2 separate regions of the Homo sapiens genome follow, and region 2 is linked to region 1. The links are chromatin loops, found by intact Hi-C in ENCODE. Cell type or tissue: B cell. All regions are shown on one strand.

The links. Peaks named below come from ENCODE experiments on the same cell type or tissue, not always from the same donor. Only the 100,000 strongest peaks of a DNase experiment are listed, where the experiment ranks them.
Region 2: a loop joins it to region 1, with 15 times the contacts of the local background. A loop is called at or near these places in 8 of 110 quality-filtered maps.

What each region holds. Positions count from the first base shown.
Region 1 is chr9:132,898,837-132,906,836 of GRCh38, reverse strand. It overlaps TSC1 (TSC complex subunit 1), which reads left to right. Exons shown (of 23, transcript NM_000368.5): 14 at 2-106; 15 at 698-1,256; 16 at 2,383-2,426; 17 at 3,020-3,186; 18 at 4,050-4,232; 19 at 5,138-5,248; 20 at 6,000-6,122. Among named protein-coding and RNA genes, the nearest start is that of SPACA9, 24 kb to the right of the region's middle. RefSeq lists an enhancer at 2,599-3,283. In B cell, CTCF peaks have their summits at 4,591 and 4,793 (motif pointing right); a DNase peak (open chromatin) is centred at 4,806; H3K27ac peaks cover 520 bases.
Region 2 is chr9:132,844,605-132,852,604 of GRCh38, reverse strand. The region is part of intron 5 of AK8 (adenylate kinase 8); the gene reads left to right. Among named protein-coding and RNA genes, the nearest start is that of AK8, 30 kb to the left of the region's middle. In B cell, no CTCF peak of the experiment used is centred here; a DNase peak (open chromatin) is centred at 3,794.

The DNA of each region.
Region 1 (8,000 bases):
GAAGAGCCACCTGGCAGCAAAGGTTCTGTCACTCTAAGTGATCTTCCAGGGTTTTTAGGTGATCTGGCCTCTGAAGAAGATAGTATTGAAAAAGATAAAGAAGAAGGTAATGTATGTGGGATTGCTATGAGTTGATAAAACCTGACCCTCGCTCTGCTATAAATCTGGGATTTTGTGCCATTGCTCACAGGCTTGCTGGATTTTTCTTCTCTTGAGGTAACAAGATGGGTGGTTTAGTCTGGGACCTATGCCAGGTAAAGTGATGCCACTTTTTTTTTTTTTTTTTTTGAGACAGGGTCTTGCTCTGTCACCCTGGCTGGAGTGCAGTGGTACGATCATGGCTCACTGCAGCCTTGACCTCCCAGGCTCAAGCAATCCGCCCACCTCAGCCTCCTGAGTAGCTGGGACCACAGGCATACACCACGATGCTCAGCTGATTTTTATTGTATTTTTTGTAGAGATGGGATCTCCCTATGTTGTCCAGGCTGGTCTCTAACTCCTGGGCTCAAGTGATCCTCCCTCCTCAGCCTCCCAAAGTTCTGGCATTACAGGCGTGAGCCACTGTGTCCAGCCGGATGCCACTTTTTCTCCTCTCTCTGAGTGACACTGGCATGTGGCAGCATGCCACCCAAACTGCCTAGTCTTTCCCAGGTGGAATACCGACTGCCATTTCTTTTGTTTCCTCTCTTCCTCTCAGCTGCAATATCTAGAGAACTTTCTGAGATCACCACAGCAGAGGCAGAGCCTGTGGTTCCTCGAGGAGGCTTTGACTCTCCCTTTTACCGAGACAGTCTCCCAGGTTCTCAGCGGAAGACCCACTCGGCAGCCTCCAGTTCTCAGGGCGCCAGCGTGAACCCTGAGCCTTTACACTCCTCCCTGGACAAGCTTGGGCCTGACACACCAAAGCAAGCCTTTACTCCCATAGACCTGCCCTGCGGCAGTGCTGATGAAAGCCCTGCGGGAGACAGGGAATGCCAGACTTCTTTGGAGACCAGTATCTTCACTCCCAGTCCTTGTAAAATTCCACCTCCGACGAGAGTGGGCTTTGGAAGCGGGCAGCCTCCCCCGTATGATCATCTTTTTGAGGTGGCATTGCCAAAGACAGCCCATCATTTTGTCATCAGGAAGACTGAGGAGCTGTTAAAGAAAGCAAAAGGAAACACAGAGGAAGATGGTGTGCCCTCTACCTCCCCAATGGAAGTGCTGGACAGACTGATACAGCAGGGAGCAGACGCGCACAGCAAGGAGCTGAACAAGTAAGGGACTGGGGCACTCTCTTCTGTGTTAAATGGTCCATTTTATTGTGAAGTACAGAAAGTGTAAGAGAGGAACAAGAATCATTCTTCACACTCCCACCTTGAGGCAGCTGGTTCTCTGCTGTTTGTCAGATGTCCTTCTAGGCTGTTGCATCTTCATATATGTGACCATGTGTGACCTCTGTGCACCTAAATTGGGATGATTCCTTAGCAGTCCATTTCAAAATGAGTCTTTTTATATAGGCCATTTTATGCCTCTGTTCTATGAGGACACTCAAATGCTTTCATATGTGCCCTCTGCAAGCTGTAGGCTGAAAATGAGGTTATGGTATTTCAAAGAATATAAGAATATTTGTCACAGTGTTTCCCTCTCTAGCTACAGATTATTATTATTATTTTCTATTTTGGTATCATAGTTCATTAGGTGGAGATAAAATCATCAGCATTTTATGCAAGTTCAGATGGCCTGACATCCCCTCCAGACCCCCTGAGGCACCCAAGTTTTCATAGAAAGGACTCTAGCTGAGAAACGGTTTCCCATCCGTCTTTTATTAGCTACTTTACAGGTGCTTGGGGAATATTTTTATTTTTCTTCTTATATACTATGCTATGGTGGAATTTGACAGGGATTATAGTATTTAAGCTCCCTCTTTTTAAACGAGATTTGGTATGATAGGCTTAGGTAAATTACCTACTTTTTCCTTAAATCGGAGTGACATAGCTTTACAACAGAGTGTACTCCCTGTATATTTCAACAGACAGGGTTGAAAACGGCTCTCAGTGTGTTTGACTACTCAGTTTCTCTGGAGAGCTGGCCCCAGAAACGGAGGCCACGGTGTATGCAGTGCAGCTCAGCCTGCAACCCTCTCCGCTCTGGATTTGTTTTTTAAAGGACTGTGTTAAGCTAACAACACAGGTCCTAGGCAGTGGGGCGAGGGCCGCCTCCCATTGTGTCCAGTGTAGGCTTCTCCTCTAACTCTCTGTGGACCTGGAGTTTGAAACATTCTTATGCCATTGCAGATTTTGACCACAAGGAAGTGATCTAACTTTGCTGCAAATAAAAGTCCAGATACGTTTTTTTCTTGGTAAGATCGGTAACTTTGTTACTCAAAAACTTTCTTCCTAGGTTGCCTTTACCCAGCAAGTCTGTCGACTGGACCCACTTTGGAGGTAAAGTTGTTACTTTAGCTCCAAATCCAGCCCACATGGTTCCTGCTTGCTTGTTGCCCTTTCTGTCCTTGAAGGAGGTGCCCTCTGGGAAACAGATCTCCCCTTGGCTATTGCTCCGGCCAGGCTATCTGCTTGGCTAAAGGATCTCAAGTGTTGCCAAGTCAGCATTTCTTATTTTTGAAAAGTGGCAAGTACTATGCGCTTGAGAGTATAAGTGCAAAATACAGACTTCCTGCCAGGCTTCCCTGGAGAAGACCAGAGTGAAGCATCTTCCTGGGGGAGAACACACAGCGAAGGAAGTGTCTTGAGAAACAGGGCATCTGAAATGCGTGATCTAGATTTGTGGGGAAAGGAAAGCAGGCTCTCAAAGAGTCATCCCACATGATATGACCTTTTGCATTCCTTCACGGGGGAGACACATAGTCCATACTTTCCCCCCTGCTGTTGCTGGGAGTCAAGTGGTCATTTGCAAAGAGAGTGGTGATTTGTTTTTAAAGAATTGTGTTTGTTAAGCTAACAACACATGGGAAGGGGGCTTGATTGAACCATCTGTAAAAGGCATTTCTGCCACCCTCCCTCTGCTTTACAATCAGGCTCTCCTCCTTCAGATGAGATCCGCACCCTCCGAGACCAGTTGCTTTTACTGCACAACCAGTTACTCTATGAGCGTTTTAAGAGGCAGCAGCATGCCCTCCGGAACAGGCGGCTCCTCCGCAAGGTGATCAAAGCAGCAGCTCTGGAGGAACATAATGCTGCCATGGTGAGGACTGGGGAGGGGACAGGTGGAGCTTGCTTTTTGTTTTGTTTTGGGTCAGCATGATAGCTTATAAAGCACAGCAGCCGAGGAGGTCAGAGTTCCCAGTCCTTCCCACTCCTTTGGGCAGGTCGCTTGAGATTAAGACATGAATGGTGACACCTCGGAATTCCCTCATAATTCTCAGAAACCGTGGGGACAAGTGATTTTGTGTGTGTATGTTTGCATGTAACTGGCCATGATGATGAAGGGTCAGAAGATGATTTTATTTCTCCAAATGTAAAACCAACTCTTGTAAAGCTATTTCATGGCACAAAACTGAAGCGTGTATTGTACAGCGGGTGTGAAGCCAGTCAGGCCTGGAGTTTGAATCTTGGCTCTACCAGTGTTACCTTAGAAAAGTAACGTGGCCTCTTGAAGCCTCTGTTAGCCATGCTATAAAATGGAAATAACAATAGCAGCACCTGCTCTTTAAGTTGTGATGGTTAAAAGAAATTATGTCGGTAAGCCCTTGCTGAGCGCCCAGCACACTGCAAGCATTCAGTAAATGCTCATCGTTTCAGTGAACTTAGTACCATGTTTGAGAGATTTTATTCCAGTGTTGGTAGTCAGACTTTTGAAAGTATTGGAAGCAAACTGATCCCTGAGAAGATTTATTTAAGCAACTTAAGATCCATTTGCTTAATGTAAAATTTGGAAAACCTTGACCTAAGGCCAAGTAAGACAGTAGTGAGCTCTAAGAGTTTTGGTCTGTAGTTAGTTACATTTTCAGGGTAGCTTATGACTATTCAGATGAAATGTTCGCAGTGTGTGTTAAATTGCCTGTGTTGGAAGACAGCTAAAATGATGACATTTCTGGTCTCTGCTAGAAAGATCAGTTGAAGTTACAAGAGAAGGACATCCAGATGTGGAAGGTTAGTCTGCAGAAAGAACAAGCTAGATACAATCAGCTCCAGGAGCAGCGTGACACTATGGTAACCAAGCTCCACAGCCAGATCAGACAGCTGCAGCATGACCGAGAGGAATTCTACAACCAGAGCCAGGAATTACAGGTATAAACTGCAGCACCAGGCAAAGCCAACTGCGAGAATGCCGGAGAGCAGTGGGGAGGGAGGCAGTCAGTTTCCCTGGGTGTCCTTGACTTGTTCAGCTTTACTAAGCTGAATGCTTTTCTCTCTGAAATCATGGCAGAAATTCTTCATGGCAGGTGAATCTTACTTAGGACAGAGGTTCCCCAACTTTGTTGGTTCATATAGTAGCTCCCTTAGTGTCTCAGTCATTTTTTTTTCTGCAGCCAAAAGGAAACAGTTAACAGTTCTGCTCATTAAGTAGATCTGAATAACTTAGTGAGTACGAATGTCCTAAGAACTTAGTAGCTGTTCACAGATAATACACATAAATTAATTTTTAAAAAAATAATTGCAATTACTAATGCCTCGTGTGCACCTATTGGGCACTGCATGGTATCTCAGACCTTGAAATCAGAGTGGACAGTGACACCCTCATTTCCTGTTCCACACTGGTTTTCCTTGTGGTGCTTTGTATCACTGCACCCAAAAAAACCCGGCTTCACAAAGACGTCATCCACAGACACAGCATCATTTCCAGCCAGTTAGTAATTCACAGAGTGTCCAACAGATGGCGCTGCGTCTCCCTCGAAAATTCAGAATCTTTCTGCAGCATCCCTGTGAGTTTGCTGTGTAGCCTCAGGGCTCTTTGGTGCACAGTTTGGGAACTGAGGATCTAAGGTCTCTTTTTTTCTTTTGTTAAACAGTAAGGAACTCAGAAATCAACCATAACTTACTTTTTAAAACTAAGACATCAAATTCTGAGGGCCCAAGAAAGTAGAGCCGTTGAGCTAAGGCATTCCCAGTCCTCTGTGGGCTGGTGGCTAGGTAGGCCTGTGATCTGGCCTGTTGGTGTTCCTCAAACTTCATGTCCACGTCTCTTTGGGCAGACGAAGCTGGAGGACTGCAGGAACATGATTGCGGAGCTGCGGATAGAACTGAAGAAGGCCAACAACAAGGTGTGTCACACTGAGCTGCTGCTCAGTCAGGTTTCCCAAAAGGTAAGAAGAAATGAGGCAGACCTGAATCTGCTGAAACACCATTTGCTAACATTCTTCCTTCAGACAGGTTAAAGAAATAGATTACTTGAGTGTCTGTGTCATGGGTTCCCAACAGGAAGTGGTTCTGCTGCCCCCATAGTCCCTGACATTTGGCAATGTCTGGAGACATTTTAGGTTCATGTTTTTGGTGCTGCTGGTATCCAGTGGGTAGGAGCCAGGGTGCTGCCAAATATCCTACAATGCACAGGCAGCCCCCTGCAACAAAGAAGTATCCATCCTAAACCCTGCTCTATGTGTATCCCATGGAACTCTTTCTTCATACCTTGTTTACATAAATGTCAAAAGTTTGTTCAGGTTTTTGAGCGTGATTCCTCCTTCTTTGGGAATCACTGCACTTCATACATCATTTTGTCAAGAACGGTGAGTTTTCCCTAGGGCTTTATGCCACTGGGCCTTGGTGGTATACCTGTCCACCTTCTCCAGGTGTTCTGTGGGTGGTCAGTTTGATGGACTGCATTTGTGCTGTCCCCTTTGCAAAGCACAGTTCTGAAGTGTGTTTCTGTCTATTTTTGTTGTCCTTGGGTACCATCCTCCCCACCTGCCATTATGTCAGGGACTGTGAACCCATGGGACTGGTTTATTTTGCCTTAACATTGAAATAGTGTGCTCCTAGCTGATTCCCTGTTTAATGACGTCTATGTGCTAGTTTTATGTCGTCGGATTTTTCACTTTGCTCATGTTTTTTGGTTAGCTCTCAAACAGTGAGTCGGTCCAGCAGCAGATGGAGTTCTTGAACAGGCAGCTGTTGGTTCTTGGGGAGGTCAACGAGCTCTATTTGGAACAACTGCAGAACAAGCACTCAGATACCACAAAGGTATGCCAGGGCTCGGGAGCCAGACCTTAGTGGGGAAAGCGTTTCAGACCCAGACAGTATGTCTCCCGCATGGCATAGAGAATGGCTTGATGACTTATTTCCTAAAAGACGGAGCGGCAGTCCCACTACTCCGTGGTCCAGCTATACAAGCACTTTCCAGCCACCATGTGAGCTTGTTTCTCCTATTGGGTTGCTTTGAAGTTAACTCACACTGAAAGCACCTAATGGTAGTTGGTAGAGAGTAGGTGTAAAGTGTTTCCTTTCTCTTCCCTAGGCTGCCTTTCAAAGAGGGAGAGAGAAAAAGAAGGATGGGGGACCAATTCTGTTTAACATACCTCTCAGGACCATGGATATAGAGTGCTGTACATACCATTTTTTTTTTTCCTTTTAATGTTGGATTTCTGCAGATGGTAGTTCAGTCCTGGCAACAAGGCCAGCATTGGGATGATCTTACATTAATTAGTGCCTCACCAGTGGTGTCGAGGCAGAAGTTTTAAGTCACTTTATAAATAGCCTCAGGTAATGTTAGTGAATGAGGTGGGAATTGAATTTTAATAGTAGCTGTTCAGATACTTCCTGTCACTAACTTCTCCATCACACATGGGCCTTCTTTTTGGGTTTCTTGGGCATGTGCTTTGTAAAGAGTCTTTTTCGGCCGGATGTAGAGAGGAGTCTTAGAACTGGAGAGAGTAATTTTCCTAATAGAGTTACTCTTTATTTCTTGGCTCCTCTCAGCTCTCAGATTCAGACTCCCTTTTTTAGAAGGATGTTAGGTGTGGGACTTTCTCTAGAAAGCAGCTATCACTTATTTTGGAGGTGTAATGACTGGGAACAGAAAGGGGGAGAAACAGATCCGAGGCACAAGAGAGCTCCTGAAAAAGCTGCTGAAACGTGCCTGGGCCATCTCCTGAGAGAAGCCTAGATGGGCGGCCTCCAAGGAGTCCTTGTGCTGTTTGGGACCTTGAGTAGCTGCCTCTCCATGGGGCCCTGTTTCCCAGTTCATAAAACGGGTGATGCAGCTGAGTTGTGATAGTCAGGATGCCTTCAATTGTAGACAACAAAAACCAAACTAGGGCTGGGCACGGTGACACATGCCTACAGTGCCAACTATTTGGAAGGCTGAAATAGGAGGATTGCTTGAGCTCAGAAGTTCTAGACCAAGCCTAACAATATCCAAAAAAACAACAAAAACAAAAAGCACTCAACTGGCTTAACAGTGAAGAACTGTATTGTTTCACTTGACAAGAGGTTGTGAGGCAGGTGAGTTCCAGGTTGGTCAAGTTGGCCATTCAGGGACAGCATCGAGGAGCCAGGCTCTTTCCACTCTTCTGCACTGCCTTGCTTATCCTGCAGACCTTGTCTTCCAGCTAGCTGCACTCATGGTTGCCAGGTGTGTGCCACAGGCACAGATATGACAGGCAGACACAATGATGTCCCCACAGAAGAGGAGAGCATCTCTTCCTATTCCTCAGCAAGAAAATCTTTCCCAGGCTGGACGTGGTGGCTCATGCTTGTAATCCCAGCACTTTGGTAGGCCGAGGCGGGTGGATCACGAGGTTAGGAGAACGAGACCATCCTGGCGAACATGGTGAAACCCCGTCTCTACTAAAAATACAAAAAATTAGCCAGGTGTGGTGGCGCACACTTGTAGTCCCAGCTACTTGGGGAGCTGAGGCAGGGGAATCGCTTGAACCCCGGAGGCGGAGGTTTCAGTGGGCCGAGATCACGCCACTGCACTCCAGCCCGGTCAACAGAGCAAGACTCTGTCTCCAAAAAAAAGAAAAGGAAAAGAAAACCTTTCCCAGATGATCCCACCATACTTCTCATCACCCCTGTTGGCCAGGCCTGTCCTGTGCCCATCCCTAGCCTAGTCATTGC
Region 2 (8,000 bases), 54 kb after region 1:
GGAGTCTTGCTCTGTCACCCAGGCTGGAGTGCAGTGGTGCGATCTCAGCTCACTGCAACCTCCGCTTCCCAGGTTCAAGCTATTCTCCTGCCTCATCCTCCCGAGTAGCTGGGATTACAGGCACGTGCCACCACACCCGGCTAATTTTTTGTATTTTTTAGTAGAGACGAGGTTTCACTGTGTTAGCCAGGATGGTCTCAATCTCCTGACCTCATGATCCACCCGCCTCGACCTTCCAAAGTGCCGGGATTACTAGCATGAGCCACCGCGCCCGGCCCAATTTTTGTATTTTTAATAGAGTCAGGGTTTCACCATGTTGGCCAGGCTGGACTGGAATTCCTGACTTCAAGTAATCCTCCCGCCTTGGCCTCCCAAAGTGCTGAGATTACAGGCGTGAGCCACCATGCCTGGCCCCTATTGTTTTTACTCTCTATCAGTCACATGTGATAATTTGTATTGAACTATTGTCAGGGTCACTGAATCTTCCCTTGTTTTTTTATTCCACTATTGAGCTTGTCCTGTGAGTTTTTTATCGCATCGGTTCTTTCTGCCTTCTGTGTCTTTGCTGAGACTGTATCTTTCTGTGTTTTTACCAGTTGGAAGTTTCTTGTAATAGCCGCTTTCGAGTTTTCATCCGCTAATTCCAGTATCTGAGTTACGTGGTGGTGACATCTGTATCTGCTCTCATGTGAGTAGAGATGTTCCTGGTTCTCCCTGCGCTAAGTAATTTTGTATCCTGGACATTTTAAATATTGTTATGAGGCTCTGGGTCTTGTTTAAATCCTATGGCAAATGTCATTATTTTTGTCTTAGCAGATGACTGATTCAGTTGGGTTCAGGTTGCATGTTCCAGCCAGGCTTCTCAGAGTGTGGTTTCCATGTCAGTCCTGTGTTCAGCAACTTTGCAGTGCCGTGCAGTGACCGACCATGCAGCTCTGTGCTATGTGCACATCACCCAGGGGCACCTGGGGACTTGGCAGTGAGCTGGCCACAGTTCATGTCTCAGTGTCTCTGAAATGCCGTTTAGGGTCAGGCCCACACGTGCACAGCTTGGGGGTGAGCCTTTGATCTCATCAAACACTGTGTTTAGTTACTTCCCTGAGCTCCCCTCTCTGTCATCTCCTGATAACTCCTAGTTCCCTGGTGCTCCTCTTTTTGGTATTTTGGCCAGAAAACTGAGGTTATTTATCCTGCTCTGCCACTCACTTCCTGGGACTGCACCCATGACCAGGGTCAAGTGGTGGGAGGACAGAGAAAGGAAGGATTGACAGGGCTTTGCCCTGTTCTCTTGGGACTGGAGAAGGGTCCCCTCTTTCAGTGTTTCAGGCACCTGCAGGCCCCTTTGACACAGCAGTGCCACCACAGTCACCGCAGGACTGCCTGGAGGCAGGAGTGTGAGAAAACAGAGAAAAGAAAAACCCCACAGAGGTATCTCCCCTCCTAGCTCGCTCTTCTCCCATCTGCTTCCCACTTTCAGCCTTCAGGTTGCCTTAAGGCCAGGCCAGGAGATACTGGTTTGGTGGTATTTTGGATTCTAGTCTTTTCCCCCAACTTGCCTACTACTGGGTAACTTTCTGAGTCCTCGAATAGCTGCCCTGTGTGTTTTATGAATGTATTACAGCTACTTTCAGTGGGGTTGACAAGGCGGGTGGCGCACATTTCCTGTCTCCCAGAATCAGAACTTGTGTCTTTTTTTTTTTTTTTTTTAAATGCACCTACAGATTCTCTCTCTTTCTCCATCTGTCTCTCACTTGAAAATGTATTAGGGCCAGGCTGGGCATGGTGGCTCACACCTGTAATCCCAGCACTTTGGGAGGCCAAGGCAGGAGGATTGCTTGAGTCCAGGAGTTCTAGACTAGCCTGGCCAACATGGCAAAACCCCGTCTCTACTAAAAATACAAAAAATTGGCCGGGCGTGGTGGCCCACGCCTGTAATCCCAGTATTTTGGGAAGGCGAGGCGGGCGGATCACCTGAGGTCAGGATTTCGAGACCAGCCTGGCCAACATGGCAAAACCCTGTCTTTACTAAAAATATAAAAATTAGCTGGGCATGGTGGTGGGTGCCTGTAATCCCAGCTACTTGGGAGGCTGAGGCAGGGACAATCACTTGAACCCAGTAGGCAGAGGTTGCAGTGAGCCAACATCACGCCACTGCACTCCAGCCTGGGTGACAGAGTGAGACCCTGTCTCAAAAAAAAAAAAAAAAGTATTAGGGTTGAATGCAGTGGCTCACGCCTGTAATCCCAGCACTTTGGGAGGCTGAGGCAGGAGGCTTCTATCGCAACGACTCAGCTCTGATGTAATACAAAGGCAGCCGTACACATGCCATTGCACTCCAGCCTGGGCTACAGAGCAAGACTCTGTCTCAAAAAAAAAAAAAAAAATTAGCTGGGCATGGTGGTGGGTGCCTGTAATCCCAGCTACTCGGTAGGCTGAGGCAGGGGAATGGCTTGAACCCAGGAGGTGGAAGTTGCAGTGAGCCGACATCACGCCACTGCACTCCAGCCTGGGTGACAGAGTGAGACCCTGTCTCAAAAAAAAAAAAAAAAATGTACTAGGGTTGAATGCAGTGGCTAATGCCTGTAATCCCAGCACTTTGGGAGGCTGAGGCAGGAAGATCACTTAAGTCCAGGAGTTCAAGACCAGCCTGGCCAACATGGTGAAACCCTGTCTCTACTAAACATACAAAAAATTTGCTGGGCATGGTGGCGTGCACCTGTAATCGCAGCTACTCGGGAGGCTGAGGCAGGAGAATCGCTTGAACCTGGAGGAGGAGGTTGCAGTGAGCCGACACGCACCACGGCACTCCAGCCTGAGTGACAGAGCAAGACCCTGTCTCAAAAATATATTGATTGGGAAGCCCCAAACCTGAAGCAGGAATCTTTCCAGCATGCTGGCGAGGGAGTAGCAGTTCTCACGAGCTTGTTCTGCATGGCCCTCAGCCATGGGATCTCCATCACAAACACCCTGCCGGCCGGGCTGCAACACTGGCTCTGAACAGTGTGTTTACATCTGAATTGTCTCAAATTGTTCACTGTGAGTGGATGGTCTTCTGCCCAGGTGTGGGCAGATATCCAGAGCCCAGAGGCTATTCTAAATCGGGGGTGGACACATGTTTTCTGAAAAGGATGGAGAGACACTCGTTGAGGCTTTGCAGGCTATATGGCTTCTGTCACAACGACTCAGCTCTGATGTAATACAAAGGCAGCCGTACACAACACAGACACAAAAGGGCACGGCTGTGCTCTAGAAAGACTTTTATCTTAGAAGCAGGCAGCAGGCCAGATTTGGCCCGCGGGCTGTAGCTTGCCAACCCCTGTTCTAAGTAACACTTTCACATTGATCATGAAAACATTTCTGCCCTTTCTCTTGAGCTCTCAATAAAAAGCAAACTTCCGGCTGGGCGTAGTGGCTCACACCTGTAATCCCAGCACTTTGGGAGGCTGAGACAGGCGGATCATGAGATCCAAAGATTGAGACCATCCTGGCTAACATGGTGAAACCTCGTCTCTACTAAAAATACAAAAAATTAGCCGGGCGTGGTGGCACGCGCCTGTAGTCCCAGCTACTCAGGAGGCTGAGGTAGGAGAATCGCTTGAACCCAAGAGGCAGAGGTTGCAGTGAGCCGAGATCACGCCACTGCACTCCAGCCTGGGCGACAGAGTGAGACTCCGTGTCAAAAAAAAAAAAAAAAAAAAGCAAACAGGAGTGTTAGAAGAAAGGCCAGCTTCCCCATAGACTTTCATTTTAACTAAGTTCCCTCCCAGTCACCTGACTTCCAAGCTCGGCGACTTGATTCTGCATCTCCAGTTGAGTGCCCCCTGCAGGCCCTGCATGGTTTTCACTACCAGGACCCTTCCCCACACCCGAGACCTTCCTCCTCAGCACCCCCCACTTCTAGCAAGATGGTCTTGCCTGCCTTGGGCTCACCATCTGCAGTTGAAGGCAGAGTCAAACATGACCAAGGCAAGGCAGATGGTGAGAAGGGTTGTGATGGAAAAACCAGGGCGGGAGAGTCAAGTGATTCCTGAAGCCTCTAGTGAAGGGGACTGGAGTGGACTGTGGAGGGGCCGTCTTAGGCTGGAGGGAATGGCAGCCAGAAGTGAGGCAGGAACCAGAAAACCCAGTCCTTTACCCCAATTTCACACTCTTAACTCAGAGTGTCAAACCAACCTCACGGGAACTTTTCCTAAAACTGACCCATCAGTCGGTCACTATTTTTAAGGTTTCCCACCTCTTTTACCTAGGAAGTGCCAAACAATCTTTTGGCAGAGCATTAAAGGGGAGGGAAAGATGGCCCGAGTGACTGGAAATGGGCCAGCATTTTCCCATACAAAATGCTGTGTGCCTTAATCCATTATCCATTATTTCTTATGCATTTGCCAAGTTGGATTAGACTCTTGCATAGCAGATCACCAGGCTGGAAGCATTCAAGGGAGTCTTCCTTTCTTCTCTTCAATCTTTTTTTTTTTTTTTTTTTTTTTTTTTTGAAACAGGGTGTTGCTCTGTTGCCCAGGCCGGAGTGCAATGGCACGGTCATGGCTCGCTGCAGCCCCAACCTCCTGGGCTCAAGCAATCCTCCCACCTCCGCTTCCTGAGTAGCTGGGACTACAGGCACATGCCACCATGCCCATCTGTTTTTCATTTTTATTGTTTGTAGAGTCGTGGTCTCCCAATGTTGCCCAGGCTGATCTTAAACTGGGCTGAAACGATCCTCCTGCTCAGCTTCCTGAGTAGCTGGGATCACAGGCGCGCACCACCATGCCCGGCTAATTTTTGTATTTTTTGTAGAGACAAGGTCTCACCATGTTGCCCAGGCTGGTCTCAAACTCCTGTGCTTAAGTGATCCACATGTCTTGGCCTCCCGAAGTGCTGGGGTTATAGGCATGAGCCACCATGCCTGGCTCTCTTTGATCTTTAAAGCTAAGCTGTTTTCTCTTTTTCATCATGATAGCTACTCATCAAATTTGGTCAAATATAGGGGGGTGGTACTCCTTTGGCTTAATTGTACCTTAGTTGCCCAGGACTGGACCCCCTCAGCAGGGGTGGGGGCTGTCTGTGAAAGCACAGCTGGATATGGTCTTGCCCATCAGGCAGTGTTTCAAATTCAATATGCCAAGAGTTCCTGGAACCAGGACTGTCAGTGTGATGAGCATTCGTTCTAAGCACACAGGAAGGGAGAAACTATGTAGTTCATATCCTCAGGAATAACACGCACCTAAAAAATGTGGCATACTCATGAGCCACCATCACTGCCCCTGCCAAACGAAAGGCCCGGTGGAGATGGCGCCACGGTCTGTCTTAGTCAGCAAAGGCAGCAGGACTTCCCCACGCCTGGTGGTAGAAGACCTGCCTTTCCCTTTTCAGATTTCCTTTGAAGATGCTATGATCCCCAAACCACCTGTGACCCAGGAACTTGAGCAGGAACTGCTGTGTCTGGGCCGCTCTTCCCCCGGCCCGCTCTCCTGGTCAAGAGTGTTTGCTTCAACCAGCTGCCTTAGTGCAGCAGAAGCCGGGAGCTGGCCTGCTGACCACTGGAAGGCAGAAGTCTCTGGGATCCAGGCAGGCAGGAGAGCAGGCAGGCCCAGAGCCTCTGCTCCAGCTCTCTATCTCGGCCCGGGAGAAGCCAGAGACCTGAATGGAGCATGCGTCTGAGCCTGGCATCAGGCACTACGCCCAGCAGCTTCTCCAGCTTCACGGGACCCTACATGGCCAGTGTTACTATTATTGTGCCCATGTTGTAGCTGCAGGGCCTGAGGCACGCCCAGAGCCACACCGGGGGAAGCGGCAGGGCTGGCCAGGGTAGACCAGGCACATGGTGCACAGGGCCAGCGCTCTGACCCAGGGGCTCCAGGGCTGTGCTATGCAGCCCAGGACAGAAGCTCAAAGGCTGGGCAAAGCCTATCTACTCCCTGTCGTGTTTTGTGCCATTCACAGGCCCCCAACGTGTCCCCATGCCACCTGATATGTTCCTCCACTAGAGTCGTGACCAAAAGCCTTGTCATGGTTTGTTGGCCTACCCGGCTCCCCAGTCAGTGTTTCCTAAAAGTACTCATTCATTCATTCATTCATTCATTCATTCATTCATTCATTCATTCATCTATTCTCTCATGCAACAAATCACTTTGCTAAGCACAGGGACCAAAGCAGTGAACAAGAGAGTTAAACGTCTTGCTCTCAAGGAACAGAAGTTCTAGTCATGGAGAGACAGACAATAAACCAGATAAATAAGCAAAGGAGTCACGTCAGTTAGAGGCAGATCTGAACTTCATAGCTGGAAGAGAGGCTTGGCATGGGGCCAAGGCATCTGTGGGCCCCTCTGCCCCATCCACCCCACACATCCATTGCAGAAGGCCCAGGGTGGGTGTCTGGATACCACTGAGCAACCCTCAAAGTCTCTCTCCTTTCCAACCTCAAAACATTTGAAACAGTACTATTTCGTGTAAGTAATTTTTACAAGTTACAGCATTCCAATGAAAATGTTTCTGGTGGGTAAGCATTCTGGATTCTAGGTGGAAATCTAGAATCCAGAGATGCAGGGCCTCAGGGTGGGCTGCCAGTGATCGTCTGTGTGTCCCACTGGCTATATACACGCCCTTGAAGCCGCACTGCCCTTCTTTCCCCACTCCAGAATCTAACAAGGCTGCACAGTTTTCACACAGGATCCAGCTGCCTGGACAGATTTGTTTCCGTGATTTTTAAAAAATTTCTACCTCACTGAGTGATAGTTTCTGGGGAAAATATGGTGATTCTCTCTGTGTTTGCAGCTGGATATCCCAAACATGCCCTCAGTGATCTAGAATAGTCATTTTTTTTTTTTTTTTTTGAGATGGAGTTTCGTTCTTGCCCAGGCTGGAGTGCAGTGGCGCGATCTCTGCTCACTGCAACCTCCGCCTCCTAGGTTCAGGCGATTCTCCTGCCTCAGCCTCCTGAGTAGCTGGGATTACAGGCACATGCCACCATGCCCGGCTAATTTTTATATTTTTAGTAGAGACCATGTGGGCCAGGCTGGTCTCAAACTCCTGACTTCCAAGTGATCCCCTCGCCTGGGCCTCCCAAAGTGCTGGGATTACAGGCATGAGCCACTGCACCCGGCCTAGAATAGTCTTTCAAATATGCATTTAACTTCTGTGAATTCTTCCTGAGCTTATTTAAAAGCTTGGTCTGCATAACCTCTTTGCATAGTGCACCTGCAGTGTGGACAGAGTACAGGACCATGCATCCCAAGTCACCATCATAAAAATGATGATGAAGTCTATTGTTAGAAATTAAAATCTCAATTATAATTGACATCGTTATTAGTTACATTACACTATATGTGATTACATTGTATTATAAATAATATATTGACTGAGTATTTATAATGTGTGTTATTATTATGATTATTTTGATGATGGTGGTAGCTGTAGTCTACGCGCCTGGTCTGGCATGTTATCTGCTACATGACATTGCAGGTGCACCTTGCACTATGCAAGAGGCTGTAATTACATTCTGGGTGACTCCCCTTGATTGGGAGTGTAGCATTGGCAGCAGGACCGTGTGCTGTGGAGTCCTTACAGCAACCTTGCGGAGGTGGCACTGCTGTCTACCCTATTTCACAGATGCAGAATCCAGGCCTTGAAGAGGTTGTGTATCTTGCTGAAGATCCCACAATTAAATCCCAGAACTGAGATGCAAACACAGTGTTGTACTATTGGCCACTGTTCTTGTTTCAAAGGTTGCATCTCAGGAAGGCACAGAGCGTGTTACTCTGGTGAGAGCTTCACTTCCTTAGGCCTCAGTTTTTCCATCTATAAAACCATGGGGTTGGACTTGAGCATGGAAATCCCTTCTAGTCTTGAGCATGGAAATCCCTTCTAGTCTTATAGTTCTGTGATTCTGATCATGTCCACGCTGTTGTTACCTGCAGAGTAAAGAAATATCTCCTTCAATTTGTTTTAAACTTTCTTCTAACCTTTAAGGGGCATCCATTGCCTTTTCATCTCTTCCCGCTGGAGACA